Regions from separate parts of the Homo sapiens genome. Here all the other regions are linked to region 1. The links are chromatin loops, found by intact Hi-C in ENCODE. Cell type or tissue: natural killer cell. All regions are shown on one strand. Each heading gives the region's core, and the rest is flanking DNA. Links, peaks and the distances in the headings are about the cores only.

Region 1 (10,949 bases), core at 1,410-9,409:
TTAGGAACATGCTCTCAGGGAGCAGGAACGAGGGCATGAAGGGGGAAGAGGGAAAAGCCAACACAAGCATGAAATATCTAGTTGGCCACTACCACCTGTAATTGGGTGCGCCATCTATGGGATCTTTCAAAGAGATGGTGAAATGCATGTCAGAACTGTCCATCTAAGGGGAGCAGGGAAACACACTATCCATCAGCTCCTGTCTCCTATTGGTCAGGACCACCCAAGGGGCAATGGCTCCTTCCAGCTTCAAGGTACTGAGTGCAGAGGTTGCAATCAGATTCCCAGTGGAATTCCACATTGCAGCATCTGAGAAGCCCCATGGAGGGGGCAACTGAACAGAGTTAACTGAAGCCTGCTCAGAAATGTTCGGCACAGACGTGGCTAGGATAAGAATTATGACTTCATATCATGAACCAGAGTAACCTGGCCTTCCATGCTGACTAACTTTGACACAGGGACTGACCATAGTACATGGTTATCCTTAGCTCTCTGATGGCTTGTCAGTGAAGAAGCTACCTCCTATGGACAAGGGCCCCTGTCATGGAAGGGCTGTGGATCTACTCAGCTGAAAAACACAATGCCTGCTGGTGGCCTCTCCGCTCCATAGAGGGGCAGAATCTTTCTCTCCTGCATTGAGGTCCAGGGTGCTCCACTGTCTTAAGTGATTAAGATTATAGCTATGCAGCTGTATCACTACTTTTCTTTTCTCCAAATGGGCTTCTTTGATACCATCACCTCTTCCACCAAGTTTCTCTCATTTCCTTGAACTACTGCAGAATGAGATGTAATCTTAGGTTTTTCCCCTTCCGCTCACCCTAAAACAAGCATAAAAGTCTTCTTAATGCCTTTGTGCTTGCTAATACCCCAGGAGGAACTGTAGTGGACACTGTGATCTTGGTCTTCCCAATAGGCTCTTTCCTTGGAAATGCCCTCCTTATTCTATGTGCTTCTAGTGGAGCTGTCAATCACAGCTTCTATAACAACAAGTGTGGTCTATTAGAGAACCCTACCCTCCAGGCCAGGCTGGTTCAGAGGTAGGCATGTGTCTCAAGCAGGGCCAGTCAGAGTTCTTCCACAGTAATCCTCTGCTGGAGCCATGGAGAAGACTATATTTTGCCTCTGGGGTCATAATGTTGGAATTTTGGTCTGCCAGCCACATGTTTCTGCCACTCAAGAGAAATCTTAAATAATAAAATCAACACGCAAACAGAGCCAAGAAATGGAGAAAGAGTCCCAAATACATTGTTTGATCCGTGGCTTCTGTTGTGCCTATCAATATCTTCATGCCTATCCTCTTAGACATATAAACTAATAAAAACAGTTTAGGAGCTTTAGCTAGTTTGGCTGAATTTTTGTCATTTGCAACAAAAAAAGTTAAACAAAAATAGATTGGGGAATTGGGGTAATGGAAAGAAGGTGAACAAGATTTCAGGACCTCTTCAAAGACCTAGACAATGTCTTTCTCTGATCTTCACAGACATATACATGGAGCTGGATCTGAAATCCTGCCTTATTCAGCTCAGCCCTTTGGTCAAGTCTTGAGAGGAAGTCCCCTTTCCATTTTCATCTGTGAAAGTAAAATTCATCATCTTACTTTTTCCTACTTTCTTGTAATGGAGAGGAAAAAAATATGAATACAATATCATGGTGGATTCCCTAAGGACTCAAGTGAAATGACTGATATCTTACATGAAGCTCTTTGTCTTCTGGCTTCATGCCCTAATACCATCTTAGGGATTTCCCTGGAAATGTATCCATTAATTTTATAAGTACTGTACTGGCTTCAAGAATGGCCTTGATCAGATTTCATCAAAAATAATAATTATTATAGCAGCTAATATCTATTGAGCATTTACTACGTATCAGGAACTATGCTAAGCATTAGCACACTTGTCATAGCAACACTGGTAGCAAGTACCATTATTATTCCAGCAGTAGCATTCTATGGGATTGCCTCCCCAGTGCTCCCTTCTTCTCTCCCAATCTTATGTCTACAACAGGAGCAGCCACTTTACAATGTAATCCTACCCCTTGGCCACAGCTGATTGGTTCAAAGATGAGCACCTGATCCCAAACAGGCCAGTGATACCTTACCCTGAGAATTTTGAATGTGGCACGATGTCAAGTCAGACTCTCTCTGAATGGCTGATGTTACTTTCATATAAAAACCTGAAGCCACTGCATCCGTGTTTTCCATCCTGTACACTGAAGAGCAGAGAAAGTCGAGACTGCAGAGAAAAAAAAGAATGACATCAATGCCAAGAAATAGGCTGTGATAGGCAGTGGAGACATGTCTACAGATCTCTAGTCCTGCCTCCAGTTGGTAGAATCTAGATGCTTCCTTGTCATTCCCCTAGCTTGACTCTTCAACTCTTCTTTGTAGTCAGGAGCTTTCTAATAAATTACCTCTATTAATGTTGTTTATTCTAATTAACTTGGGTTTCTGTCACTTAGAATGAAAACATATTAACAAACACAATCTCATGCTCCAAAAGAGGGACTAAGCTCAAAGAAGTTATATACATTTCCCAAGAATACATGGCTGGAATTGGATTTAAATCTGGATTTACACGACTCTGGAGCACCTACTCTTCACAATTTACTATAATGAAAGTGGAGAAGTGACTTGGATTACAAGTGTTCATTCAGAATGGATGCTCTAAATCCAGAATCTGCTCTGAGCATTATAAACATAAGAATTCTGATCATCTTGAAGAGCTGCTCATGACCTGAGAGGATGTTAAGAGTGAGAACTATGTCAACAAGAATTTAGTCCCCATGGTGAGACTCTCATCAAAGAAGAGGCTCTGGAGCCCTCAAGTATTTCACTGGCTGAGTTAAGGAGCAGGGAAATCTTCTGAGAGAACCCTGGTGTGCTGACACTCCAGCCCTATATGTTGATTTGACTTGAAAACTATCCTGTCTAACAGTTGCTTGTGGAAAAACAACGTCAGATTCTCTGATTCCTCCCTCTCCTTTGCCACCACACCCATGCCCTGTTGGTTTTAGCTCCAAGGTAGACTTCACTCTATCTGCATTTCTCCATCTCCACCACTATGACTTGAGGCACCATCATCTCTCACCTCTACTCTTGCAGGAGCTTTCATTGGCCCCTATGCTGAGCATTCTCCTTTTTGGGCTCAGATCCAATCCCTACCCTTCCCAGTCTTGCTCTACATCCCAGGGAACCATATTTCCCAGGCTCTTCTGGCTTCCAGATAAATGCAACCATTGGGAGGCACCAGTGGGAGACTAGAGGGAGGGATGAAGAGAGAAACCAGGGCATCTCTGGCCCTCCACCTGTTTCAGGTGGAATCCCTGAGCAACATCCACACCTCCCCCAATGGTTTCACCTCCATGGTCCCAGCTCCAGCAGGGCAGCCCCAACCATGGTTCTCCTTCCTGCCAAATGGTTCCAGCTCCTGGGTTCTGATAACATCACCTCCCTACTTTGTCCATTTGGCCATAAGTAAAAAGAAGTCTTGATAGTAATCATTTCTGGGTCAGCTCCTTGTCCCCTATTTGACTTCTCAGCTGTTTTAACACTTGTATAACCATTTCCCCGTATTAAGTCCCCTCTGTTTGAAATACCTAGACCAGACCCTGACTGATGCACTTCCCTCTGATTCATATTCCACCCAACAGCCAGAGTAATGTTTTTCAAATATCAACTGAATCATATTACTCCTGCTTAAAACCACTCAATGGCTTCCCATCACTTTGAATAAAATCCAAATTCCTCACCACCAGGTCCCTCAAGACCTGTCCCCTGCCTGGCTTTCCACCCCATCTCACACACCTCTCTCCCCATCACCCTGCCTGCTTTCCAGCCCCTCTGGCCTTCAACCAGTCCTCCCACATGCCAAGCCTTTTTCTTCTCCCAGCCTTTGCACATGCTATTCCATCTGCCTGGCAGGCTCTCTTCCCTACTCTCAACCTGGCTCACTCACTTCTTTTACTCCTGTAAGTGCAGCATAAATGTCCCCTCTTCATAGAATCCCTCCACCACCACTGCCACCACTTCTTATACTTATTATTGCCTGCTGGCCTCACTAGGTTATAAGTCTACAGGGCAGACGCGTATCATGTTCATAGTTCTATATCCAGTGTGTCAGTCAGAGTTCTCCAGAGAAAGAGAGCCTACAGATTTAGGTAGCTATATAAGAGGAGATTTATTGTGGGATTTGATTCATATGATGATGCAGACTGAGAAGTCCCAAGATCTGCCATGCTGCAGCTTGAGAACCAGGAAAACCAGTGGTGTAATTCAGTCCAAGTTCAAAGGCCTAAGAACCAAGAGAGCTGATGGTGAAACTCCCAGTCCAAGGCCAAAGGCCTGAGAACTAAAGAAGAGGAGGGAAGAGGTAAGAGGTGGAACTGGTGTAAGCCTCAGAGTCCAAAGGCCCAAGAACCAGGAGTGCCAATGTCTGAACACAGGAGAAGATGAATGTCCTAACTCAAGAAGGAAAAAAGAGAATTTGCCTTTCCTCCAACTTTTTGCTCTATCTGGGGCCCTACAGATTGGATGATGCCCACCTACGTTGGGGAGGGCCATCTGCTTTACCCAGTGTATCAACTCAAATGCTAATCTCTTCCAAAAACACTCTCACAGATACACCCAGAAATAATGTCTTACTAGCTATCTGGGCATCCCTTACCCAATCAAGTTGACACATGAAATTAACATCACAGCCAGCCCTTGACCTGGCACATATTAGACACCAAAGATTTGCTGAATGAAAAAATCATCCAGTGAGATCATCTGGTTCAGTGGTCATCAAGAGGGGCTTATACTGCCCCCTGGAGGCTGTCTTGGGCTGGGTGCTCTAGAAGTGGACTATGATAATAATTTGTGTAAAAGTCATTTATTAGGGTGTATTCCCACAACAAACCAGTAGGCAAAGCCCCACAGAGGGCAACCTTCGCTCAATCCCTCATCTTAAATTTGACCAGGTCAAAGACTGGGGAGCTGGAGCACTCATCCCCCACCCACACACCTGTCAGTCATTGGTTAAGAGCTTCCCATTGGGTGGAGAATGAACATAGATTCCTAGCAAAGCAAGTTCTGGCAATCTGAAGACAGTACACCATGAAGAGACACAGGTGCTGGCATTTGAGGAGGGAGGGCACACTGACAGATCATGACTACAAAAACAGTGAAGGGATGCAGGGATATGAGTAGGGCACTAGCTGGGTTTGCTACAGATGCGTTTGGAAACGTGTGGTGGTGCTTTTTGGTTTTCAGTAATTTGAGGTGTGGCTGACATACAATGCCCAACGACCAGGCATGCTCAACATCATACACTACCTCACTCAGTCCCACCCAATAAAAAACTGTCCCATCCCAAATGTCAAAAGCGCCCCAACAGATGAACATTCATCTGCTTCCAATCTCTCACTTGACAGATGAGGAATTGAGGCCCAGAGAGGGAAAGTGACTTGCTCAGGGCAACACAGCAAGCAAGTCACAAAGATGGGGCTAGAATGCTGGTCTCTTCATAGCAGCCCTGGAATCTTAATTCCTCTTGAAACCTAAAAGAGAACATTCTAAACCCCAAAGTGCAAAGTCCCTTCTGGAATTCTAGAAGGGGGAGCCAATTCCCTCTCTACCCTGGGTGAAGTGGGGAGAAATCAAACTTGAAGACATCAGAGGCTACAGCCGAAAGCAGATGTGCAAACAAAGATAAGGGAGACAGTTTTCACCAGACAAATTCACGCCCTGCTCAGTTTAGACATTAAAATGAACTAACTTAATTTCATGCCATATGCAAATCCTTACCAGCTGTCAGCTCTGTAATCACAGGAGACTTAATGTAATAACTAAACAAGAACAAAAACGCAGCAAATACAGGCTCTGGGCAAGTCCATTGACAGCGGGTTTTATGTTCCTGAGAACTCAGCAAGTGCAGAGCGTTTATGGCGGACATCTGGAAGGAGCTATGTGCCCAAACGCCTGCCATCTCCTTCACAAAAATGCCTGCAGCGATAATAAATAATGGCTAAGAACTGATCTGGCCATTGCGTACCCTGATCTTCCATGTACTGTGAACATCTCCCTCTAGGCTCTACAGCTTTTCTCCAATTGTCAGGAGCCAGCTAGGTCCAGCCATCTGGACCGAGAGCTCAGAAGTAGCCAATAAATGTCTCAGGCTTCCTGAATTCAAGTCCCCCACCCGGAACCTAAGGGGTGGGAAGATGGCTGCTGCCTTGTAGTGGGGGGCTTCTCTGGCCAGAGGACCCCACATTCCTCCAATGGCCCAAGTTAACAGTCCTAATTGCAAACATCAAATGCTACTTACTGGGGGCCAGGAACCAAGCACACCACTTTCTGTGCATTATGTCCATGTTACCCAAGGTGTGGAGGATGATTTAAGGTCATTCATTCATTCATTCAACAAACAGTTATTAAGCACTTATCATGTGTCAGGCACTATGCTGGGAATATAGCAGCAAACAAAAATCTCTGTCCTCAGGAAGCTTCATTTCTCGTGGAACAAACATTTTTAAGTACAGTTAGGTTGTATGTTAGATAAAAACACTTGCAGCCAGGGATGGTGGCTCACACCTGTAATCCTAGCACTTTGGGAGGCTGAGGTGGGTGGATCACTTGAGGCCAGGAGTTTGACACTAGCCTGGCCAACATGGTGAAACCCTGCCTCTACTAAAAATACAAAAAATTAGCCAGGTGTGGTGGCGCACACCTGTAGTCCCAGCTGCTCAGGAAGCTGAGGCAAGAGAATTGCTTGGAAACCAGGAGGTGGAAGCTGCAGTGACCCGAGGTTTTGCCACTGCACTCCAGCCTGGGTGACAGAGTGACACCCTGACTCAAAAATAATAATAATCTCTGTACAAATGCTAGTATTATTATTATTATTACCAGTATGAGTGCTTCTAGCTACTTCCCCAGGAGCCACATATTAGGTATCATTACTAAGAGGCTCTCTCTGCAGTTTCTGAGGTTGTTTCGCTTCCCTTCGAATCAGAGTGCAAACTGCCATTTGCCCTCCCTTCAGGTTCCAACTGAGCCTCTCTGCTCCCCTCCCATTGAAAGTCAGAAAAGCCAGCACTTGAGATTTAACACTCTATCGCCTGCAATTAAATCCAGCCATATAAAGGGAAATGTCGAACAGCTCACTTTCTTGCAGCACATTGAGGTGCTGTGGCAAGAGCATGCAGGAATCCAGCCATAAACCCTTGACTCGTCCTCGCCTGGGAGTTTCTCTCTTTTACTCAGTTGGCTTCCCAGGTTCAGCTGGAACTCTGGGGAATACCCCAAGATGCATGCTAGGTACAGTGAGGGATAGCCACAGAGAGGGCTTTTATAAATGGAAGTTGTAAGGTTCAATAAGAAACTAATCAGCTCCCAAACAAAGTGAGCTTTTCATGCTTAAACAAGTGTTCCGGCCGGGCGCGGTGGCTCACACCTGTAATCCCAGCACTTTGGGAGGCCGAGGCAGGCGGATCATGAGGTCAGCAGATCGAGATCATCCTGGCTAACACAGTGAAACCCCGTCTCTACTAAAAATACAAAAAAATTAGCCAGGTGTGGTGGCGGGCGCCTGTAGTCCCAGCTACTCGGGAGGCTGAGGCAGGAGAATGGCGTGAACCCAGGAGGCGGTGCTTGCCATGAGCCGAGATCGCGCCACTGCACTCCAGCCTGGGCGACAGAGGAAGACTCCGTCTCAAAAAAAAAAAAAGTGTTCCATTCATACTGAAAATATCTGGGAGGTTTGCACTGTGTGCAAGATCTGCACTGGGGGCTGCCGACAAGGGCTGCCCTCTTGAGCCCATGGTATGCTGGGGAGGGAGACGTGATACAAGAATGTGATACAAGAGGGATGTATGCTCAGGGAAAGAGCAGCAGAGCATTCGGACCACACGGACAACGCCCTCACCTAGGGTCTGGTGAGCCCCAAGGAAGGAGCTGAAACCTCTATGAGCAAGACTTTGCTATGTGAAGCAGGATGTGGGAAAGAACATTCCAGGTGAAAGATCTCTGTGCGGCAGCCCTTTGGTGTAAAGAAAGCTGGATGGGCTGGGCGCGGTGGCTCATGCCTATAATCCCAGCACTAGGGAGGCCGAGGCAGGTGGATCGCTTGAGCCCAGGAGTTTGAGACCAGCCTGGGCAACATAGCGACATCTCCCATCTCTAAAAAAATATTTTAAAAATTAGCCGGTCATGGTGGTGTGTGCCTGTAGTCCCGGCTACTCAGGAGGCTGAGGCGGGAGGATTGCTTGAGCCCAGGAGTTCGAGGCTGCAGTGAGCTATGATCGCGCCACTACACTCCAGCCTGGGTGACAGAGCAAGACTCTGTTTCTAATAAAAGAAAGCTAGATGGTCCCAGATGTGCATCCAGTCCCTGGACTCTCTCATGGATTTTATTGCTATTGGACACCATCCCGCAGCACATCGTAGCTGCTCACAAGATATTTCTTGAGGTAGACTGGATAATCCAGGCACCTATCTTTTGTTCCTCCTAGAGTCTGAGGAACTCTAAGAGTCTTGGGAAGGAGGACATGAAACCAGAGGGCAAATATTATTCTGGATAACAATAATGACAACCGCTGAGATTTACTTAGCACTTGATCAGAACTTTACTTATATTAGATTTTTTTTTTTTTTTTTTGAGACAGGATCTCACTCTCTCACCTAGACGGGCATGCAGTGTTGCAATCAAAGTTCACTGCAGCCTTGACCTCCTGGGCTCAAGCGACCCTCCCTCGCATCTCAGCCTCCCGAGTAGCTGGGACTACAGGTGCGTGCCACCAAACCCGGCTTTTTATTTTTATTTTTTATTTTTGTAGACACAAGGTTTTGCTGTGTTGCCCAGGCTGGCGTTGAACTCCTAGCCTCAGGCAATCCTCCCACTTTGACCTCCAAAAGTGCTGGGATCACAGGCGTGAGCCACCATGCCTGGCCCCTTACATCATTAATCCTCGTAATAGGAGGATAAAGCAGGTCTTGTTATTGTCTCCATTTAAGAGAAGGAACAACCGAGGCACAGAGCAGTGGTGACTCTTGTATGAGGACACAGGGCAAGGAGTTTGCAGAGCTTCATCACTGCATCCCTGATGGTGGGCCACGTCACTCCTCAGGCAACTGCCTTACTGACTCTGATGATGGCCAGATCCCTACATTGGGGCTTTGAGGCCCTAAGATCTAACCCTTCCAGGCCATCTTTCTGATCACATCTCCCACCTGCTCCCCGTCCCTCACCCTCTCCAACCCCCTTTGGCTTCCTTGCCATTCCATAAATACACCATGAGCTCCTGCCTCAGGGCTTTTGCATGTGCTGTTCCCCCTGCAACACTCTTCCCTTCAGACATCCACATAACTCACCACCTCTATCACAAACCACTCCTCACCCTCTTCCCCACTTAATTTTTTCCACAGGGCTTGTCAGCCTCGAATATACCATATCATTTACCTATTTCGTTTAGTGTCTCTCTCCTCCACCAGAAAGTAAGCTGTGTGAGGGCAGGAATTGAGTCTGTTTTGTTTACTGCGGTTTCCCAGGGCCCAGGACGGGCTCTCAGTGGAAGCTTAAGTGAGCGTATTCTGTTGCAGTGCTTGGTACTATCACAAAACGCTCTCTCTAGAGGGAACACCAAGGCACAGCTGTAGCATGAAGTTGGTTAAGGTTTGGCAAAGTTTTCTGGGCACCCAGGTGAGAAGCCAAAACTGGAGGGGACGAGGAGGGACGAGCAGGGGGTTTTCAGGGGTTATCAGGCCAAATAACCAAGATGGGGAGCCTGGGCTGCCAAGTGGGCTATTACTTGTATTTTAGGGGGACACAGCCCCAAGGACAACACTGGGAAAGAGAGTGCCACCTTTTCTTCCAGTCACAGGGAAGACAACTGAACTATCCTCATGCTGCAGGCCAAAGAGATGCCTCCCATTTTCTGAACCTCTCACCTGGGAAGTAACCCATATTTTATTTAATCCTAGACCCAGATGTGCCAGAAATGATCAGAATTCCCAAGTGTCAGAGCTCCCTCCAAAGCCACCCCTTGCAGCATCTCAACCCTCTCCCAAAAATGGTTATCTGACCTGGAGCTGAGGACCCAGAGAGAGCTTGAGGGTCCCACTCTTCCTCCTCTGGCAGAGCCCACCGCAGGAGTGAGCCGTGGCTGGGCAGGGTGGGGCGGTAGACTCAGAGGTCTTTGCTCTGGGATCTGCAGAACATTTAGGGAGGCATCAGCTGCTGCTCCGCTTCCAAATAAAGCCCAGGTGCTTTTTCAAGCCTCTCTGAACCAGCACTTCTCAAACTTCATGTCAGCATTTCTTGAAGAGTTCCCAGGCCACAGATTCCTTGGGGTAGAAGAGAGGTAGAGGGAGAGACACTCATTTGGAACACCTTTTTGTATACCTCTGACTCCTAGAGTTATGGAAATATTTCACATGCCCAGAAAATCAATCAATAAATAATTAAAATCAACCAAGATGTGGGGGCTTCCCAAAGCGTGGTCTGTGGACCAGCAACTTCATTGGCCTCACCTGGGAGCTCGAACCCCTGGCCTTCATTTAAATTAATTAAATTTAGCCAGGCGTGGTGGTACACACCTATAGTCCTAGCTACTCAGGAGGCTGAGGCATGAGAATCACTGGAACCTGGGAGGCAGAGATTGCAGTGAGCTGTGATCGCACCACTGGGTGATCCAGCCTGGGCAACAGAGTGGGACTCTGCCTCAAAAAAAAAGAGCAAGAACTTTTTCTTTTGAAAAATTTAGACTCAAAAATTGAATACCTGGAGTTTTTCTGTGTCCTTTACCCAACGTTCCCTAATGTTGATATCTTGCATAACAACACAACAACTATCTAAACCAAGAAATGAACATTGGTGAATCTGTGGACATTCAAATTTCATCAGTTTTTTCCATTAATGAACACTTAATAAAAAAAACTAAATTTTTTTGACCATTTGCTGGTCCAGGATCCAATCCAG
Region 2 (10,949 bases), core at 1,760-9,759, 500 kb before region 1:
AGAGCAAGACTTCAGCTCAGAAAAAAAAAAAAAAGAGAGAGAGAGAGAGATCTGTAGCAATCCCATTACTAGGGTGTACACTCAAAGGAAAACAGATCATTATACTAAAAAGACACATGAACTCATTCATCACCATGCTATTCACAATAGCAAAGACATGGAATCAACCTAGGTGCCCATCAGTGGTGAAGTGGATAAAGAAAATGTGGTACATATATACCACGGAATACTACATAATCATAAAAAAAGAATGAAATCATGTCCTTTCCAGCAACATGGATGGAGCTGGAGGCCATAATTCTAAGTGAATTAATGCAGGAACACAAAATCAAATACTGCATGTTCTCACTTATAAGTAGGATATAAACATTGAGCACTCACAAACATAAATGTGGGAATAATAGACACTGTAAGCTACTAGAGGTGGGCAGGAGGGAAGGGGTCATAGGTCAAAAAACTACCTATTGGGTACTATGTTCCTGACCTGAGTGCAGTATACCCATGTAACAAGTCTGCACATGTACTCCCTGTAACTAGAATAAAGGTTGAGAAAAAGAAGTGGGGGAGGTTCCAGGATTCACTTGGGACTTAGGGCTGCAAGATGGCTCTATAATTCTTCTGCCACTCCCCAGCCCCCTAAAACACATGGACATGAGCTGACTGCAACAGCACCAAACCTCATGGCCTCACACAACTGCTTTCAAAAGGTAGAAAGTAGGGGTTGAAGAAGCAACAGGGAGTTGGAAGCCATGGTGGTAAGATAGCTCTCTTGAGACCCTCTGTCTTTTGACCATGGAGCATCTAGAAAGCTTCACTCTATGTCTCACTGGCAGAACTGTGTCACATGACTCCCCTGGCTGCAAGAGAGTCTGAAAGAGTGAGGATCTATTGAAGAGAAATGTTTGGCTTACCAAACATGCTTTATCTTCTAGGGCATATCCAAACAAAATCGGGATTCTGCTAACATGCTTTATCTCTTAGGGCATATCCAAACAAAATTGGGATTCTGCTAGTAATAAGAAAGAGGGAATGCTCCAGATGAAATGGAGCAGGCCAAGCTCTCTAGGTGAGTCTAATAACACACCAGAGAAGGCAGAGAAACACAGGATTAAATGCCATTCATTACTCGTGGCCAAGGTCAGATTATCATCTCTTCCATGAAGTCTCTACTAGATCGTTTAAGCTAGAAGTAACCTTTCTCTTTGCCATTCCCCTACCATGGTAGGTCACAATTCTGACTGCATATTAGATTCACTTTTTCAAAAACCACCAATGCTTTGGCCTTACCCAAGACTAGTTGAATCGGAGTCTTTAGGAATGAGGCCTGGAGCATTTGTTCTTGGAAATATCCTCAAGGGATTTGAATGTAAAGCAAGAATTGAGAGCCACTGTCCTAAAATATTCTATCTCATCTCTTTAAAAAAAAATGGTTATACTAGTTGGTAAAATTAGGTTATGCTGCAACAAGAAATGTCTCCTAAACTCAGTGGCTTAATACTCAGATATTTATTTCTTGCTCATGCTACTTGGTAACATGGGTTGGCTGGTATCTGGTGCTTTGCTGATCTCTCAGTGCCTCAGCTGCCAGAATCTTTATTGCCATGTGTGCTTCTACAATCACCTCAGCCACGGGAAAGGAAGGTTGACGTTGAGCACTGGTCATTAAGTTATTTCACTTGGAAGTGACGGATCACTTCTGTCACCATTTCGTTGGCCACAGCAAGTCTTATGGCCACCTCTGACTTCAAGAAGATAGGGAAATGCAACTTTACCAGAAGGCTGGAAGGTAGAAAGCTGGAATTTTTCATGACTAGCAGTAAGGACTATCAAAATAAAGTTCACGGGGCTGCGTGTGGTGGCTCACGCCTGTAATCCCAGTAGTTTTGGAGGCCGAGGTGGGAGGATCACTTGAGCTGAGGAGTTCGAGACCAGCTGGGGCAACATGGTGAAACCTTTTCTCCACAAAAAATACAAAAATTAGCCAGTTGTGGTGGTGTGCACCTGTAATCCCAGCTACTTGGGAAGCTGAGGCAGGAGGATCACCTGAGCCCTGGAGGTTGAGGATGCAGTGAGCTGTGATGGGGCCACTATACTGCAGTCTGAGCTACAGAGAGACCCTGTCTCAATAAATAAAGTTCATGAAGTACACATAGGTATTTTATGGCTCTTTCACAAAAATGTGCTAATATATAATAAATACAAAATCTAAAGAAAAACAAGTAATATGTACTAATTACGAAAATTCAATTGTGCAGAAATGTGGAAAATAAGAAATGTATTTTCTGTTTTCTGCTATTGCCCTCATCATCTGATTCTCCTTTTCTCAATGATTATGACTTCTCCCAGTGGTTGGTGTGTATCCTTTCAGAGATTTTCTATGCATTATACACACACACACACACACACACACACACACACACAGTTTTTTCTTTTCCCCAAATATGGGATTTCCTATGACTGCTCCATATTTTTTTTTAACAATGTCCAGGTGATTCTAATGTGGAACCCTGTGAGATTCATGATGAATATGGATAGGAACCCCAGTTTGTTCCTGCCACAAACTTTCTAGCAAGTAAGCTTCTCCAGGGCAAACACATGTAGTTGAATCTGTAGTAAAATGAAACAGCTCTTGTAGCTGGCTATGCACTGGAACTACTTAATGAGCAGGAGCTACTGGGCACCCTCTCAAAGAGTTGTTTTAAGAACTGAAATTAATAAACATAAAGTAACTGGCAACCAGTAAGAGCATATAGAGACATATGCAACTAACTGGGATAAAACAATCTGAATGTCAAGGCCATTAATGGTATGTGCATCTTGCACAGATAGTGACACATGGTAAGTGCCCAAAATATGTGTATGGAAGAAAGGAAGGAAGGAAAGGAGGAGGGAAAGAAGGAGGGAAGGGAAGTATACGGAAAGAAAAAGAAAGAAAGAATTATTCCAGAGAGCAGTATAAATGTAAATGCTGACTGGTGTGAGTTATAAGATTTTAAGATTTCCTACAATGGGAATGTGTGACAAGACAGAGGGAGGTGGGTCATGAACTGAATGAAGGAGAGGAGAGGGGTGGATGCCAGGAATGACTCCAAGTAACTGGGTAGATGGTGGATGGAACACTTTTGTGGAGCAGGAAGTGTGTGTATGGTAGAGATGTTTATTACCTGGCTCTTCTTAACTTGAGTGACATATTTAGATGGGGGTGGCTTTTATGCAAGGGAAACTACATGGATGAGGGCACAGGAGATGGTGGAGTTTCTAGGATTGCAGAAAAAGTAGCTAGTTTATAGTGGAGGCTGGTTAACATGAGGGAAAATGGGAAAACAACATTAATCTTACATGTAGAAACAAGTAGAGAAGGATTGTACTAATTAGCCATATTAAATGCATATAAAATGTTCACTTCTTCATTCTTATGAGCCTGGTGGCAGGAAATAGAATGTGTGTGTTTTGGCAAGAAATGTGCACTGCAGATCATAATCTCAGAAAGAAAGATAAAACTTTGTTTATTGATTGGGATTCTGTTTACTCTTGTATTGACCAGGCTAATCATTTAAATGTGATGCTTTATCTTGATCTGAACCCATAAGTAAACAAAATATGTTTAAATTCTGTAATTGTATCGCATATCCCATATTCTACATTTTGTAGTGGGGGATCAGGTAAGGACTATGTAACCTGCACTCAAGCAAAATGATTTTACTTAACCAAACTCACTGGCTGAATGACCTTGAATTAGTTATTTGACCTCTCTGTGCTTCTGCATTCTCATCTGAAAGGGGGGATAGTGATAGACCCTACTTTATTGGGTGGCTAAGATAAATAAGTGAGCTAAGTGTAAAGCCGTTAGTGCAGTACCTGGAACAGAGTTAAGTGTTTAATAAACACTGGTGCTTATTGATTCTCAGCAAATTTCACCATTAACAACTGAAGTCTATTGAGAATGACCAATTCATGAATTTGTTCCATGTCTGTACCTGACACAGATATTAGTTACTGTTCACTTCTAATCCACTTCCAAGAAAATCTTGTAACTGGAAATAGTTACTCCTTTACCTAACCTGGAAATGGGAACTTGTTCTTCCAGCACTCTCTCTGATTCCCCTCAAGTCTGATTCATTATCAGGAGGTGCTGCTCAAAGTCTCTTGGTTAGCTTGCCTCATTCATTCATTCATTCATTCAACCACTTACCCTAAGTCATAGCCTGTAATACACACAGAGATGCAAGAAATAGCCCCTGCCTCCCAGAGCTCATTGTCTAGTGGTGGAGGGAAGGAAGAGAAAAACAGTGACACCTCTGAGATCAGGGAAATGGGCAGGAAGCTGAGATCAGGGAAGGAAACTATGCCGTCTAAGGGAAGACGTAAAAAGAAAAGAAATAGCCAAGCAGTAGAATAGGGAGTGGAGAGACTGCCTCAGCTCAAGAATGTCCCAAGCCTGGGAACTGCAAATAGTTCAGTATTGCAGGAAAGATGTGTTAAAAGAAAAACCTTAGCTGAATTAAATTTAACAGAGTATAATTGAGCAAAGGATGATTTGTGAATGGGGCAGCCTCTTGAGCCAGAGGAGGCTCAGAGAGACTCCAGTGCAGCCAGGTAGTGGAAGAGTTACAGACAGAAAAAGGAAAGTGATGTAAAGAAAATTGAAGTGAGGTACAGGAACAGCCAGATTGGTTAGAGCTTGGCGTCTGCCTTATTTGAACACGATTTGAACAGTTGGCCACCTTTGATTGGCCAAAAACTCGGTGATTGACACAAGAGTAGACTACAGTCTGTTTACAACTCCATTTAGGTTATAGTTCACAAAGTATAGGGCAACCTTTAGGACAAACTTAAAATATGTAAGGAGGCAGCTTTAGGCTAAACCTGATCTAACAGGTGTATTTTGGTGAAAACATACAGGGAGAGGTGAAGTAGGAAAGCCAGCAGGGGGCACACACAGACCAAGAAAACCTGTCGAAGAGCCTGGTCCCAAGGGCAAATGGGGAGCCATTGAAGGCTAGCAGGGGAGGAGTGAACAGACTCGTTCTTTGGAAAGATGACACTGGCTGCTGGGGCTCCTAAACTAGGAGACTAGTTTAGGAAGCTGAACTGGTCATTCAACTCTAAAGTAGGGCAGTGGCATGAAGTGAATAGATTGAGATATATTTAAGGAGCATAAGCAACAGGACATGGGGACTGAGTGAGGGAGAGGAGCAGCATGGCTGCTAAGAATGACCCTGGGTAACTAGGCAGACAGTGGATGGAGCATTTTTGTAGGGTGTGGAGTATGTGTGGCAGAAATGTTCGTAACTATTAGCTGGCTCTTCTCCACCAGGCCACACATCTCTTTAAGTCAAATTTAAGAAGTGCTATTGATCTTGCTAGTAATTCTTACAGAAGCTTGAACCAGGGTGATAATTACCTGAAGAAGTAAGTTGGGCAAATTCCCCTGAAGGTATACTCTTGAAAGATAAGAAATAAGTCCACAGCCATTACCTACTCTTAGAGCTACCTTTTGTGATTACTTTTATATCTGGTAACAATTAGGAGCAGATGAGTTATTGGAGTATACATTCAGAAGATGCTCAACTTTCTGCACAATCTTGACACTCAATACAACAAGATGTATTCATCCCCTGCTCTGTATCACTTGCTTCTCTCAATGGGTTGAACCAGGTAAACATGGCTCTTGCCCTCATGAAACTTCCATTCTAACATAGAGTTCTGGTATCTTCTAAATGAAGTACTAAACCCTCCTTTCCTGTAGGGGTGCCTGAACAAGAATAAGAGTGTTATCAGTTAGGCATCACTGTATAACAAAATGTACTCAAAACCTAGTGGCTTAAAATAACAACCATTTCATTTGCTTAAAATGTTGCCATTGACAATTTAAGCTGGGCTCAGCTAGGTGGTTCTTATTATCTTGGCTGGGCATATTCTTGCATCTATGTTCAGCTATGTTGGGTAGGCCACTTTACTGATCCTGACTAGGCTGTCACACGTTTGAGGGCCTCAGCTGGGATAACTGTTCTGAATGGACTCTGGTCCACACGTGTCTCATCCTCCCATAGACTAGCCCAGGCTCTTCATGTGGCAGCTGGGAAGGTATCCCAGAGAGAATGAAAGTATACACAGTCTCTTGAGGTCTAGGCTTGAAACTGACATAATATCACTTCTGCCATGTTCTACTGGCCAAAGCTAGTCACAAGGTCCAGTCCAGATTCAGGCAGTGAGGAAGTAGGCTCCATTCCTTGATGGAAGCACTAGCAGAGTCTCATTGCAAGGGCCATGGGCACAGGGAAAGGAAGAATTGGGGTAATTTTGGCAATATACTCCAAGGACTCATCTGCTCCTAATTATTACCAGATGCAAAAGTAATCACAAAAGAGAGCTCTAAGAGTAGGTGATGGCAATGGACCTATTTCTTATCTTTTAAGCCAAACAGGAGACTTATTAAGACCTGCTCTTTCCCATAAGGGAATTTTCAGTGTCCCTTTTGGCTGCTGGGTCAGTCAACTTTTTCTATTTTAGTTTTCTGACTGTAGCTATCCTCTCCTTTTCAACCCCCAGGACAACAGCCTATGGTTCTCAGCACAGATGTCAAAGAAATGAAATGTCAGCGGAGTTCACTGTGACCCTAGAGGCCATTGCCTCCCCCCTCACTCTCCCATCTCCTCACAGTTGCCTTCAGCAGGGCTGGTCTCCACTATTAATAAACCTTCCCCTTCAGCACTTTCTCTCAAGGGGACAGTATCAGAAAGACTCCCATCTATCTTCCAGCCTGACTCCTGCCAGGCTGGTGAGAAGGTCTTCTGACGTGGAGATAAGAAATCCCAGACATGACTGCTGTGTAGGGGAAGCTCAGGAGTTCCATTTTCCTTATGAAAGGTCAAATCACTTCTTTTGCAGTGTTTGGAAAGAAAAAAGCTAACATAATGTGCTTTCTAAATGCCAATGATCTTGACATCCCTGATAAAGAGAAGTCAATGAAGGAAGAGAGTGGCTCAGTAGGAGAGCTGACTTCTAAGTGCCAGTGGAAGAAGTAAAACATTTTTAATAACTCACGTTAAAGGCTGTGGTTAATTCCATCCTGGGTTGTGGTAATGTAATTATTGCTGCTTTAAAAAAATCCTGCATGTTTGCAGTGAATATATTATATTTTATTGCAACAGTAATAGCTCTCCCTCAAGAGGCTGAGGAGGCAGGCAGGCCAGTCACAAACTGGTCCTATCAACTTTTCATTCCTTCTTTCCTTAATCACTAATCTGTTGAGTGGTCACTGTGTGCCTGGAACTGAGCTGGGATATAAAAGAGGTAACCAGCACAGCATTCGGCTCTTAAGGAACTCACAGTCTAATTGGAGAGCATGACCAGTCAACAGACAATCCTATAGAAAGTGATGCATGCTACCCCAGGAAGTGCAAGATGTTATGGCAGCATCCCCATTGGAGGGTATGGGGAATCATCTCCTGCAGTTCCTTCCTCAAGCAGTAGAGGCTCCATGAAGTTATGAGCTAAGTCCAGCACATTTGCTACTGGTATGCCTGGTGCCTGGCACTTAGAGGGAGCTCGTTCCTGTTTGCTGGTTGATTTGCTGGTGTGAATCCTATATTCTCCTTCCACAGGGCCATCACCCTTATGCAAACATTCCAAGCAGTTTTACAAATGTGACTTGGAAAATGTGCCTTAGAAAATACTGCTGTTTCTGTCTGGAACGTCTTTTTCACCATTTAGCACCTGGAAAACTTTTATGCACCCTTCAAGACTTAGACCAAATGCCCTCTCTTTTGCAATATATTTTCAGATTTACTGAGCAGAATTTATCCTCTCTTCATAATGGCTCTAAGCATCTTGTTTATATATCAAGTTTGCTTCTTATCGAAGGACTTTCTTATTGTAATTATTATTTTTTTTCCTTTGGAATACTTAAAATTGCATTTTATTTTCTGCCTCTATAGAGAGTAGCTTATGCCTTTTTTCTTTTATTATTATTTTTGATCAACACATAATAATTGTATGTATTTATGGGATACAGTGCGATATTTCAGTACATGTATACAATGAGTAATGATCAAATCAAAAGAATTAAGATATTCATCACCTCAAACATTTATTATTTCTTTGTGTTGAGATCATTTGAAATCTGCTCTTCTAGCTATCTGAAAATATACAATAAATTGCTTTTAATTATAGTCACTCTACAATGCTATAGAACATTGGAACTTATTCCTCCTATCTAGCTTGTAGTTTTGTATTTGTTACACAAATTTTAGCTACCTCCCCAGGTCCCCTCCACCCTTCCCCACCACCAGTAACCACTATTCTACTCTTTACTTTTCTGTAGTCAACTGTTTTAGCTTCTGTATGAGTGAAAACATGCAGTATTTATATTTATGTTACTGGTTTATTCCATTTAACATAATGTCCTCCAAGCTTATCCATGTTACTATGAATGACAGAATTTCATTATTTTTTATGTCTGAATAGTATTCCATTGTGTATATATCACATTTCCATTATCCAGTCATCTATTAATGGCACTTAAGTTGAGTCTATACCTTGGCTATTGTGAATAATGAAGCAGTAAACATGGGAGTGCAGACATTTCTTTGACATACCGATTTCCTTTACTTTGGATATATACCCAGTAGTGGGATTGCTGGATCATATGGTAGTTCTACTTTTAGTTTTTTGAGGAATCTCCATATTTTTGTTTTCTATAATGGCTATACTAATTTATTTTCCCACGAACAATGTATAAGAGCTCCCCTTTCTCTGCATCCTCTCCAGCATTTATTATTTTTTGTCTTTTTGATAATAGCTATTCTAACTGGGGTAAGATGATATCTCATTGTGGTTTTGATTTGCATTTCCTTGATGAAAAGTGATGTTGGCATTTTTTTTCATATACTCGGTGGCCATTTGTATGTCTTCCTTTGAGAGATGTTTATTTAGATCATTTGCCCATTTCTAAATTGAATTATTTGTTTCTTTTTTTGGTGTTGAGCTGTTTGAGTTTCTTATATATTCTAAATATTAATTCCTTGTTGTATACTTGCTAATATTTTCTCCCATTCTGCAGTTTTTCTCTTCACCCTGTTGATTCTTTCTTTTGCTGTGCAGAAGCTTTTAGTTTGATATAATCCCATTTGTCTATTTTTGCTTTTGTTGCTTTATGCTTTGGAAGTATTCTTCATGAAATATTTTCCCAGACCAATGTCCCGAAGCATTTCCCCCTATGTTTTCTTCCAGTAGTTTCATAGGTTCAGGTCTTACATTTAGGTGTTTAAGCTATTTTGAGCAAACTTTTTGTATGGTAGGAGATATGGGTCTGGTTTAATTTTTCTGCATATGGATATCCAGTTTTCCCAACACCATTTATTGAAGAGACTATTTCTTCCCCAGTGAATATTCTTGATTAAATTTATTTCTAGGTATTTTATTGTATTTTGTAGCTATTGTAAATGATATTGTTTTCTTGATTTCTTTTTCTGCTAGTTTGTTGGTGATGTATAGAACTACTACTAAATTTGTATGCTGATTTTGTATCCTACAACTTTGCTAAATTTGTTTATCAGTTCTAAGAGATTTTTGGTGGAACCTTTAGGGTTTGCTAAATATATAAGATCATGTTGTCTGCAAACAGAAATAATTTGAGTTTCTCCTTTCCAATTTGTTTGCTCCTTATTTCTTTCTCTTGCTTAATTGCTCTAGCTAGGGCTTCCATTACTATGTTGAATAAACATGATGAAAATCGGCATGTTGTCTTGTTCTAAGTCTTAGAAGGAAAGCTTTCAAGTTTTCCTCATTCAATATGATGTTCACTGTGGATTTGTCATACATGCCCTTTATTGTGTTGAGATATGTTTCTTCTATATCTAACTTGTTTAGAATTTTTATCATAAAGAGATGTTGAATTTTAACAAATGATTTTTCTGCATCTATTGAGATGATCGTATGGTTTTTGTCTTTCATTCCATTGATGTTACGTATCACATTTATTGATTTGCAAATGTTGAACCATTCTTGCACTCCTAGGATGAACTCTGCTTGATCATGGTGAATGTGCTGCTGGATTCAGTTTTCTAGTTTTTTTTTTTTTTAAGGATTTTTGTGTGTATGTTAATCAGAGAGATTGACCTTTGGTTTTCTTTTTTTTGTTGTTGTGTCCTAGTCTGGTTTTGATATCAGGGTAGAATGAGTTTGAAAGCATTCCTTCATCTTCAATTTTCTGGAAGAGTTTGAGAAAAATTGGCATTAGTTCTTCAAATGTTTGGCAGAATTCTGCAGTGAAGCCATGGGTTCCTGGGCTTTTCTTTGATGGGGGATTTTAATTACAAGTTTAATCTTGTTACTTGTAACTGGTCTTTCAGGGTTTCTTTATCTTCTTAGTTCAATCTTTGTAGATTGTATGTACCTACAAATGTATCCATTTATGCTAGGTTCTCTAATTTGTTGGCATATAGTTTTTTGTAATAGTCTCTAGTGACCCTTATATTTCTTTGATATCAGTTGTAATACATCCTTTTTCATCTCTGATTTTATTCTTTGGATGTTTTCTATTTTTTTCTTGGTTAGTCTAGGTAATGGTGTGTTGATTTTTTTTATCTTTTCAAAAAGCCAACTTTTCATTTTGTTGATCTTTTCATTGTTTCATTTAGTCTCAATTTTGTTTATTTCTGCTCTGATCTTTATTATGTCTTCCTATCTACTTATTTTGGAATTGTTCTTGCTTTTTTAATTCCTTCAGATGCATCATTAGGTTGTTTATTTGAAATCTTTTACTTTTTTGATATAGTCATTTATTGCTATAAACTTCCCTCTTAGAATTGCTTTTGCTCTATCTTGTAGGTTTTGGTATGTTATGTCTCTATTTTCATTTATTTCAATAAAATTTTTAAGTTTTTCCTTAATTTCTATATTGACTTTTTGGTCATTCAAGAACAAGCTGTTTAATTTCCATGTAT
Region 3 (10,949 bases), core at 1,433-9,432, 260 kb before region 1:
AGTGCTGTATGAGCTAGTGGCAGCCCCACCAATAGCCTGTCCCTGTTTGACTGATGGGGTACCAGTGGTGATCAACTGTGGCTGTTTCTATGGTAGCTAAAGTCCTTCTGAGAGCCTAGTGAGCATGTGGCTCTTGGACCTATTTACAGTCCGATGGGGAAGGATGGGTTTTTGTTAGCTTTCGGGGAAGTGCTGGTTAGTCTGTGCAGAGCTGTGCTGCCTTAGCCTGCAGGGGAAAGTCATACACAGATTAATTACCCTGTGATCATGAATGGCTTTGAGGTGGCCAGAACAGACACTGGAGCCTTTTCAACGCAGATAACAATTCCCTAATTGATGAATTTGCTCATTCCCAGTGCCCTACCCCCAGGCCATTACTAGGGCTTCCATTTTGCCACGTCACTCTTGCAGTTTCTACACACTGGGGAGGTTTGACAGTTATGTGGCTCATCAGCCTGCCAAGAGCCTGGCCCACCAGGACTGACATTTATTGAGCACCTACTGTGTGCTAAGCCCTGATGCCCCTTATGGGATAATTATTGAACACTTGCTCTGTGCCAGGCTCTGTCAAATCTTTTACCTGCCTTAAATCATCTAATCATCCAAACAGTCCAGTTGCATAAGCACTGTTATTACCATTTTACAAATGAGGTAACTTGGCACAGGGAGGTTGAGTAACTTGGCCAAAGTCAAACAGCTCTGACATGGCAGTGTAGGGATGCAAACCCAGGCAATCTAGGTCCCAAGACTGCACTGTCAACCCTAGCTTCTCAAAATACATTGTGAAAAATTCACACTCATTATCCCACATAATTGTGTAAGGTTTATTAGCCCTGTTTTATAGGTGAGGAAACTGAGGCTTAGTGAGGGGAAAGCCTTGTTCCATGTCACACAGGTAGGCCATGACAGTTCTGGATGGAAACCCAGGTCGGTCTGATTCCAAAACTGCATATAATACTGCCTGCAACAGTTGCTTAATGTATGGGGCTTAGGAACCAAATCAACTTTCTTTATAGCATTGAAAACCACAACTTTTACCTTCGGGTTGGCCTTGGCCTCCCAGGAAATATTTGAATAGAGAATTCTGTTTTGGGGGGACATTAAGGAGCCTGGTCTGCCCCACCCGACCTATCAACCCAACATTTTGCTCTGGAAAAAAAAAAAAAAAAAGTCAAACCTCCAGAAAAGTCGGAAGAATTATGCAGTGAACACATATATACTCATTCCATAGAATTTTGTGACATACATTAACTTTTGCTGTATTTACTTTATTGTCCATCTCTCCTTTTCTCCATCCCTCAATCCTTCCTAATTTTTGGTGCATTTCCAAGCAAGTTGCAAGCATCATTATACTTCAGGATGTTGTCATTGGTTATATAATTCAATATTAGCTTTCTGAAGTAACACTTCCATAGAGTGGAATGCACATATTTTAAGTGTACTAGTTAATATCAACTGGCTAATCCACTCCCCTATCAAAATATAAAACATAACCATATTCTATAAAGTCCCTGTGTCTGGGCTCCTTTTTGCAGTGTATTCCAATGAAAACCATTCCCTGAAGCTTACTTGGCTTCGACACAGATGTCCCCTGGTTTATTTTATCCTAAATCTGATCATCTCAGAACAAAAATTAAACAGGCAGGAGAAGAAAGCTGAACCTCCAGCTAGCAGGAACAATACCAGGAACCACAATCGATTCTGTGGGCAATTCCGGCATGTTTGTCTCAATCTAACACTGCATTCATTCAAGAATTTCATTCTCCTAAACAACCTCAGGCTGTCATCGCTGCTTAATAGTCCCATTTTATAAGTGAGCAAACTGAGGCTCCGACAGATCATTTTTTTCCTATGTCACCCAAAAAGTAAGTGGAAGAATTGGAATTTAAATCTAGGACTTCACACCTCTCCTTCAAAGGGCTTTTGTGTGAAATTAATGAGGCTCACAGTAAGACTTCAATAAATAGCAGCTAATGCAGAACAGGGAAGACCCTGGTAAAATCTTGGGAAGGAATTACCTAGAGGAGGGCAGCGCTCTGCCCTCATGCCCGAGTAATCACGTGAGGTGAGCTTGTCTCTTGAATTGAGCATGGGGCAGTCACTGAGGACCTTGCCCATAACCGGTCCAGGGCAGTGACCAGGGAAGAGGCCAAGTGCAAGAGCCAAGGAGTAGATAGAAGGGAGGAAACATGAAGGAATGTGGACAACTCTGCTGGCAATGTGGCGGTGATGGGGTGAAGGGGAGCTGGTGGTCGCTGGAAGGGGCTCTTTCTAAACGAGGGAGCTATTTGTTCCTGTTTGAGTGCTAATGTGATTGAGCCAGCTGAGAGAGAAAAAATATTGGGGTTTGGAAGGAGCAAAGAGCTTGGAGAAGGAGGGAATGGAGAACACATACATGAGCAGGGGATGGGTGGCTTCCCCAGAAGAGGGAGAGATGGAGGTGAGGGGCCATGGGAGGTGAGGGAGGTTTGCCTGCCTTCCCTTGGATGATAAATAAGGGTGGAGCTCATCTGCCCCAGGCTGAAGAAGGCAGCACTGAGACCTGGGGCCTCCAGGCCTGGATCTGGGATTCTCTCATCTTCCTTTCTGCTCCAGCGCCCCCTGCTCTGAGCCTTCCCTCAGCTGCCTTTGCAACTGAGGGAACCAAAAGAAAAGCTTGTGCTTTCTTAGCTCCCTCTGGGGTTGCAGTGGGAGGTGCTGGGGCTTGCATTTTCTGTTAACTCTGATGGTAATGGCATTCTGCAGGCTCTGAAAAGCCAGAGAATCAAAAATATCCAAATGGTACTCACCACATCCCAACCCATTTTACAGATGAGGAAACTGAGGGCTAGAGAAAAATAATATCTATGCCTTTTGAGCACTTTAGAGTATTAGCATATTACATGCTTTGTTTCATTCAATCCTTACAAGAGCCCTACAAAATAGATATTATTGTTATCCACCCAGTCACCATTCTACCCATTCATGCATCCGTCCAAGAAGCAGTTATTAAGTACCTGCTGTATACCAGATATTGTGGAAACTTTTGGTGAATCAGCAAAACACAATATGGGCAGGGTTTCTGACCACACGACTAATTGCATGCATAATTATCTGAATTGCAATTGTGATCAACAATATGAAGGAGATGGATATAGTAATGCACTAATGATAGCCCAGGGAGTCAGGAAAAGAGGAGAGACAGGAAGGGAGGAAGGAAAGAGGGAAGGAAGAAGGAAGGAAGGAAGGACAGACGGATAGACAGTGGGACCCATTCAACTGAGAGCTGAAGAACAAAAAGCAAAGGCAGGTAGGAGGCAATGGAGAGGGAACAGCATGCATGAAGGCACTATGTCAGGACACAGCAAAGCACAGGAGAGGAAGTACAGAGAGACCAGGTGGCTGGCATGTGGTGGAGTGGATTAGAATGAGCCTGTGAGTTTGCAAAGGCCAACCATGTGGGCTTGGAGGCCAAGATAAGAACCCTGGACTGCATCCTATACTCAAAAGGCATAGATATTATTTTTCTCTAGCCCTCAGTTTTCTCATCTGTAAAATGGGTTGGGAGGTGGTGAGTACCATTTGGATATTCCTGATTCTCTGGCTTTTCAGAGCCCGCAAAATACAAGAATAACAAAAAATACACGACGGATGCCATTGACGGTTTCGATCTGGAGGAAAGGGTAGGGGTGAATGGGAAAGACTTGCTCTGCTGGGGGGAAACTGGGGCTGGAGAGAAGATTCACCCTCCTAGCTGACTTCTATTGGATCCCTACTATGGGCTAAGCACTGTGCTTATCCCTTTCCATCATTATCCCATTTAACACTCACCTCAACTCTATGAGGGAGGAACCATCTCCCTCATTTTACAGATGGGAAAGCTGAGGCCCAAGGAAGCTTTCCCATGACCCACGCAAGTGTCCTGTGCCCTTGATCACCTGGCTGAGAAGTGGCAGGGGTGTGACTCATACCCTGGCCCTTTCAGACAGGCTCCATCTGCCCCTGGTGTTGACCTCTGTCCATGCTCCGCCCTTTTCAGACAACCGTTGCATGGACAGAAGGTTCCTGCCAGGCAAGTCCAAGCAGCTCATTGCTTTGGCCAGCTTCCCAGGTGCTGGCAACACGTGGGCTCGCCACCTCATTGAATTGGCCACAGGCTTCTACACTGGCAGCTACTACTTCGATGGCTCCCTCTACAACAAAGGTGAGGAGATGGCAGGGAGGGCAGGGCAAGAGGTTCCCTGGGCTTGGGAAGGTCCCCACTTGGAGGGTATGGGAATACTCCTCCTTGAGTATCTACTGTGTGCCACTCAGCTCTCCCAGGCACACTTTTTGAGACTCACTGCATGCTTGGTACCCCCCCACCTTCCTTTATGCCCCACAAACATTTCTTAAGTCATGTCCTGGATACTCCACTAGCATCCATTCAATAATTGACATTTGTCAAGTACTTATCCTATGCCTGGTACCTTTCCTCCATTTAGGTTACAACAAACATTTCTTACACACCTACTGTGTGCTGGTACCTCATTACAGATGTTTACTGACCAGCAACTCTTTGATGTAATAGAGGTACAAGAACTAAGTTCACTTTGGGGACATTTATTGAGCACCTACTATTCACCAGGTGTCCTCTCCACATTTAAGTCGACAATATTCGCTATGCAGGGTGCTCTATTTTCATTCCATTCACAGATGTTTACTGAGCACCGGAATGTTCTGGATGCACTTCCTAAGTTAGGTGTCCCAACATGCATTTGTGGAGCACCAACTGTGTGTGAGGCACCTCATGTAGGTTGAGATTGCCAAAGATGTTCTCTTGGCACCTAGTAGGTGGCCAGGTGCTGTATTCTTATTTAACCCTGCATAGAAACCCTGTGAGGTAGGATGATGATGTTCTTTCCCAGAAATGAAAACTGAGGCTTGGAGAGGAGAAATAACTTGCCCAAAGTCACACAATTTTTTTTTTCAACAAGCTGATTGGGGATTGCATTCTAGTGTTTCCCAGTTTCAAAGCCCACATCTTTATTACTCTATCACACAGGTAAGAAATTCCTGGGTTTCTTACTGAGGAACAAGAAATCATGGATGAAATGCCCCTTGGGCATGAAGCCCTCTCCTGGGCATGGTGGGAGACATCAGGGAAGCAAGGCCTCCTCCTGTGGGAGACTTTGCATCTACATGTGGAGCAGCCCTTGGCCATGGTCTTTGTGTCTGCAAACCAGCTGAAGACCACTTCCTGGCTGTGTGACCTTAGGCAATTTACTGTACCTACCTCTCTCATCCTGTGTCCTCATGCACAAATTAGAGATAAGAGTACGTACCTCATGAGGTTGTTTCAAAGCAGGGGTGTCTCATCTTTTGTCTTCCCTGGGCCACGCTGGAAGAAGAAAAATTGTCTTGGACCACACATAAAATACACTAACACTAATGATAGCTGATGAGCTAAAAATAAAATAAAAATAACAAAAAAATCTAATAATGTTTTAAGAAAGCTTACGAATTTGTGTTGGGCCGCATTCAACGTCGTCAATAAAAGTTGGCTCTGGGTACTCTGGTCTGGGTGCCAGGCACTAACCAGGCACAGCTTGGTGCTGATAGAGAGTCATCCGCTAACCCTAGCTCAGGGAGAGCCAGGGGGCATGTCTTTCTCAGGGTGAGACACAGGAGGGAGGCAGAGACTGGGGGAGAAAAGCAAGAAGGGTGAAGAGGGACAGGCTAATGGTTGGAGTTGGCAACGGGTCAGGCAGGGGAAGCTGCTTAAGAATCCTAGCTTTTTATATATTTATTAATTTCCAGTTTTGGCTTGAGTGATTGTTTATTAAGCACCTATTACTTATGAGGCTCCATGCTGAGGGTATTACATGCTTATATCAGGATTTGAACCCAGGGCTGGCTGTCAGCAGTCCCTATGATCTTAACCCCTATGCTGTGCTTCCTTGTGGGAGCTGCTGGGAAGAGCATTGGGATATTCCAGAATCCCTTTGGCTTGTCCTGAAGCAGTGGCTGTGGAATGCAAGTTCAGAAAGGATGCCATGGCTGGCCCACATTCTCACTGTCCTGGCTGTGGCAGCAACCCTACTCATGCAATCCCAGAATGTCACAAACAGAAGGGTCCCTCAGGATTATTTAGTTCAGGGATCAAAATTGGTTTCATCTAGTGTTGATTCCAATGAATTTTTGCTTAAGGATGATGTGTTAAGAAAGATTCTGAGGTTCTTCTATTCTCTCTCTGAAACAAAATGCCTTAATCTAGTAGTGACGCCTGTTGAAAGTAGAGAATGGGGAATGGTGGCCTATACACCAAGTATTCGCCATCTGATCTAACTCAACCTCCTAACTTCAGAGAAGAAGAAATGGAATCTTAAGATGGAGTCAAGAGATCTGATTTTCAGTCTGAAAGTTCACTCTGATACTTATCAGCTATGAGAGCTTGTGCAAAATTCTTCACCTCTCTGAGCTTTAATTTCCTAATCTATAATACAGGAATGTCAGTACTGAACTCAAAGATTTTCCAAAAAATATAACAAGATAATGTTTGTGAGATAATATGTGTGAGCCTGTGGTGTAAAATAGACATTTTTTAAATGCTATGTAGCCAGGACAGTCATTTACTTAGTCAAAGGCAAAGGGGGTTGGTCTCTGACTACACATTAGCATTGCCCAGGGAGCTTTTAAAGTCTTGACACACAGGCGGCATCTCAGACCATTTCCATCAGACTGTCAGGAGCGGGCCCAGGCATGGGTGTTTTCTATAAGCTCCCAGGGGATTCCAATGCAAAACCAGAGCCAAGACCCCTGGCCCTAGACAAAGAACCCAGCATTCTTACTTCCAGACCCAAAACATTCCAAAAATTCATTTTTTTCCTGTGTTTGTTAATACTCTAGTGTGGGCAATATTAATTGGTCATTAATGGAGTGAGACACCTACTAAAACTTTAACTTGATTTAAAAGAAAAAAAAGAAAACATAACCCCCCTGTGGCAATTCCCTGCCTCAAGCTGTGACTAGTTACTGGATGTTTCCTTCATTCGTACTGAGACAGGCAGGGGGTAGTGGGCTGGTCACAGGCAGCTGAGGCTTTGAATGTAGTTGCCTTTTCATTAGGAGCTTTAAAATCCTTCCCGCAGCCTGAGCCCTTGCAGTTAACATTGAACTCTCCCTGGGAGCTTGGAGTTGGCAGTAGGGGTATAGACAAAATGAAGAGCCGCTTGCCCCCCAACAGCATCAGTCAATCTAGCTAACCCTGCCCAGTCTCTCCCCACATCACCTTGCAGCTGAAAGATGCTTAACTTCATGAAATCCTTTGCCGCATTTGCCACACTGGGGCAAAGTTCTGCAGCCCCTTTCAGACTCCAGGTATAATGAGCTCTTTGTAGTTCAAGAATGCACTGGAGATTTGCACGTGCTATCATCTGTACAATGAGCTGATCCCCTGGCAACTCTTGCTGATTTATCTAAGTCTTTTAGAGTTTCTTTTCTTCTGCTACCAACTTGCTGGATGGCTGGACGCATGTTCCCCTGCCCCTGGAGACCTCAGTTTCCTGCTCTGTGAGAAGCATGTATCAGATGGGTGGTCTCCCAGACCCTCCTAGGCCTGACAGGCTGCCTGACATTTTCTCTCTTTCCTCCACATTTTCTGCAACCTGCTCTTCCCTCAGTCTGGAAAAGGGTCCACTCCACCAGTGAGCTGGTGAGGCAGGGAGGGAGGGAATTAATGAGTGAATGAATGAAGAAATGTAGGGACCTCTCCCTCCCAGAATCCAAATGTCTGTCCCACTTGGGTCTTTCTTCCCTTTCCCTCACTGGGTGCAACTGCCATTTGCAAAGCATGGTTTTCTCTGTCTCTGTGTCCATCTGCCATCTGGCGCTCTTTCTCTCTCTCTCTCATTCTCTCTCTCTCTCTCTAATTGTCCTTTCCTTTCTCTGCATGTCTACCTCTGCCCAGTATGTGCCTCTGCCTCTCTGTGCTTCTCTCTTTGTGTCTCTCTCTGTTCTCTCTCTAGGTGTCTATCTCCCCTTCTCTGTTTCTGTCTCATTTTATTTCTGTGTCTGTTTATCTCCCCCAACTCCTGCCTTCTCCCCGACTTTGTCTCAGTCCCTCCCTCTCTCCAGGTAACTGTGTCTTTCTCTCTCACTGTTCCCCTTTCCCTGGGCTTCATCCCCCCTCTCCCTGCCTCTCCCCATCTCAGAGACCTCATTGTCCTAATGCAGACTCAAGCTCTGCGGTATGTGAGGAGCCAGAGCCCTGACTTCTGAAGGAGGGGAGACAGAAGAGGGAAGGGCAGGATGATGTTCTCAGACTGGTACATCAGCCTACAGAGTTGGCAGCCTCTCAGCCCAGCTGATGCAGGACAACAATTTCTGAGGATTTCCTTGTCCTCAAAACAAATCCCAGTGTCCTGGAGAACCACCAGCCTTCAGGGGTGTCCATGCCTGGAGCCAAGATGGGACTTTCCTGTCCCAGTAAACTCTAGGGCATGCAGAGATGTGCAGTATCTGCCACTTCCCTTCTCTGTTCCTTAGCTCCCCTAACTGAAAAATGCACGAGCAACTATAGTAACAGAGGTTTGGAAGAGAGAAGGGAAAAACATGTCTTGTTCTCTCTGTGGCCCTGAACAAGATTGTTTCTCCAAATCCTGGGACAGTTGGGCAGCTCCTTAGAGTTTGAGGGTCACATGGGTGCCCAAGATAAGCTGATATTTTGGTGACTCTTAAAAGATAGGATTTAAATATATCATGTTTACGTCATGGAGATGCTGGATCCTGGGTGTTAAGGACAGTGGAGAGGGGGACACCCTAGTGGTGGAGTCCGGCAATTCCGCTCTGGCTCAAAGCTTGCATCCATGATTCCCTTGCAGTTACCTAGACAGGCCCTCTTTAGAAGACAATTGAGCAACTATCTGTTGTTCCTCAGGCAAACCTATTCTATGTGCCTTCTCAAAAGTTCCTTTCCAGACATAGTACTCTTCCCTCTCTGGGAGACATTCTGCTAAATGGAATTTTCTCTACATTTGCAGTACTCCTATAGATAAACTCCTCAGGCAACCAGAATCTGGAATATGAAACAGATCTTTCCCAATCTTTATAGCTTTTCTAGGTTTTTTGTTTTTGTTTGTTTTTAATCTTGATAAATACTGTGCTAAATTGACCCCATCATGAACAAATAGAAATATTGTAACTTGGGTCTCCCAATGCATGGAGCTGATTGAAAATAGTTTGACCATCCTTCCATGTTTCTGGCAATTTATTTTCCTTGTTAAGAATCTGTGTGAGTTCTGGTATACCCCCTGCCTGTGTTTTCCATTGCTGTGCTTATAGTGAAATAGATTTTGGTAAAGATAAAATGAAACCATGGATGGAAAGCCCTTTGTCCATGTCATGCAGAGCTCTACCAGAATACATGACACGAAATTATATCCAGGGTTGCCTTGCATAAATGTTTATGTCTGAAGCTGTCTCTCTCTCTCAAGCTCCCACATCCTATTCCTCATTCTCCTCTGGAGGAGATTTTTTCCATGACACTGTGCTTCCCATTGACCTCAAAGGCTGTGGGTTAATATTTTCTCATGGGCACGGGCCAGTGCTAATTTGCAAAGCTAGGCTTATCCCAGGCAACTTAACTTGGCAAGTCCCAGAATGGAACCTGACTGAAGAAATCACATTCCATTCTTGGCTCTTCTGCTCAGTGGCCATGTGAGAAAGGCTGCACCTCTATGGACCCCTGTCTCCAGGAACAGGAGCAGATATCAAGCCAGTCTTCACCTCCATCCATCTTAAAAGCCAGAGCACAACAGGGAGGGAAGAAGCCATACTCCAAGGTTTGATGATACGGGGCGACTTCTCAGTCCATGATTTCACCCTAAGTCTTATTCTGCATTAGCTGCCATTTATTGAAGTGTTACTGTGGGCTTCATTGACTTCTCACAATGGCCTTGTGAGGGAGAAAGTGCATGGACCCATTTTACAGATGAGGAAAACTGAGGCCCAGAGAGGTGACATGATATCCAGAATGACTCATTGGGTTGTAAACACAGCCAGTATCTTGAAGGCTTACTACAATAACATTTCTACCTGGCCTTAATACCATATCCAAATGCCTTAGCTTGCATGAGCTAAGGGGCACTTAGAGGGTGAAGGACACATGTGTGCCCAGAGCCCAGGTTTGTATTTCGGCTCTGCCTGTTCCATAGCTCTGTAACCTGGGCGAGTTATTGGACATCTCTGCCTCAGTTTCCTCATCTGTAAAATTCCTCATAGAATTGTTGAGAGGATTGGATTGCTTAATATATGTAAAGGGCTTAGACTAGTCTCCAGCTGCACAGAACTTCTCTCAGCTCCTCAGCTTTTGAAAGGAAAATCTGATCATGCCCCTCTTTTTTGCTTAAATCCTCTTAAGGGTTCTCCAGTCTTTCTGGTCTAGTGCTGGCCTCTTCATCACAGACCCCACAAACCTCTCCAGCCCCATGCTCCCCTCTTGCTACCTGCATTCTCTCTGCAGTCACTCATATGTGACAGATTTCTTCCCACCCACCACAGGCCCTTTGCACCTACGTTTCCCAGCACCTGGCCCTCCCTTCCCAGCTCTCTTGAGCTAGTAAGTTTCTCCTCATTTTTCAGTTCTATGCTTAAGCATCTCTTCCCCCAGGAAACCTTTCTGGATGCCACTTGACTAGGTCAGTGATTTTGGTTGAGCTGACTGGGCTGCCCACCTCCAGGCTGCAGGTTAGGACCATGTCTATTCTATGTGTCTGTCATCATCTGGGACCAATCCCCCATCCCCCACCCCCAGGGCATGTCCTTTCATGGTGATAGCAGAGCTCCCTCATGGAGAGTAAGCAGAAACATATGATGTGTCTTGAGACTGTGCTAAAGACCTACTTCCGCCCTCATTCTATGGGCCACAGGAAGTCACATGGCCATGCCCATCATCAGTAGGGTAGGGACGCTGACTCCCCACAAAGAGCAAT

What was found. A loop is a pair of places that touch in the nucleus more often than their neighbours do. Peaks named below come from ENCODE experiments on the same cell type or tissue, not always from the same donor. Only the 100,000 strongest peaks of a DNase experiment are listed, where the experiment ranks them.
Region 2: a loop joins it to region 1, with 6 times the contacts of the local background. A loop is called at or near these places in 16 of 110 quality-filtered maps.
Region 3: a loop joins it to region 1, with 18 times the contacts of the local background. A loop is called at or near these places in 4 of 110 quality-filtered maps.

Annotation. Positions count from the first base shown.
Region 1 is chr12:108,490,353-108,501,301 of GRCh38, forward strand. No RefSeq gene overlaps it. Among named protein-coding and RNA genes, the nearest start is that of FICD, 19 kb to the right of the region's middle. In natural killer cell, for the core only: CTCF peaks have their summits at 4,824 (motif pointing left) and 5,027; a DNase peak (open chromatin) is centred at 4,799.
Region 2 is chr12:107,985,574-107,996,522 of GRCh38, forward strand. No RefSeq gene overlaps it. Among named protein-coding and RNA genes, the nearest start is that of WSCD2, 140 kb to the right of the region's middle. In natural killer cell, for the core only: CTCF peaks have their summits at 4,938 (motif pointing right) and 5,139; a DNase peak (open chromatin) is centred at 4,948.
Region 3 is chr12:108,228,713-108,239,661 of GRCh38, forward strand. WSCD2 (WSC domain containing 2) reads left to right here. Exons shown (of 9, transcript NM_014653.4): 7 at 4,019-4,183. It overlaps LOC124903077 (a long non-coding RNA gene), which reads right to left. Exons shown (of 3, transcript XR_007063583.1): 2 at 5,304-5,359. Among named protein-coding and RNA genes, the nearest start is that of WSCD2, 100 kb to the left of the region's middle. In natural killer cell, for the core only: CTCF peaks have their summits at 5,603 and 5,810; no DNase peak of the experiment used is centred there.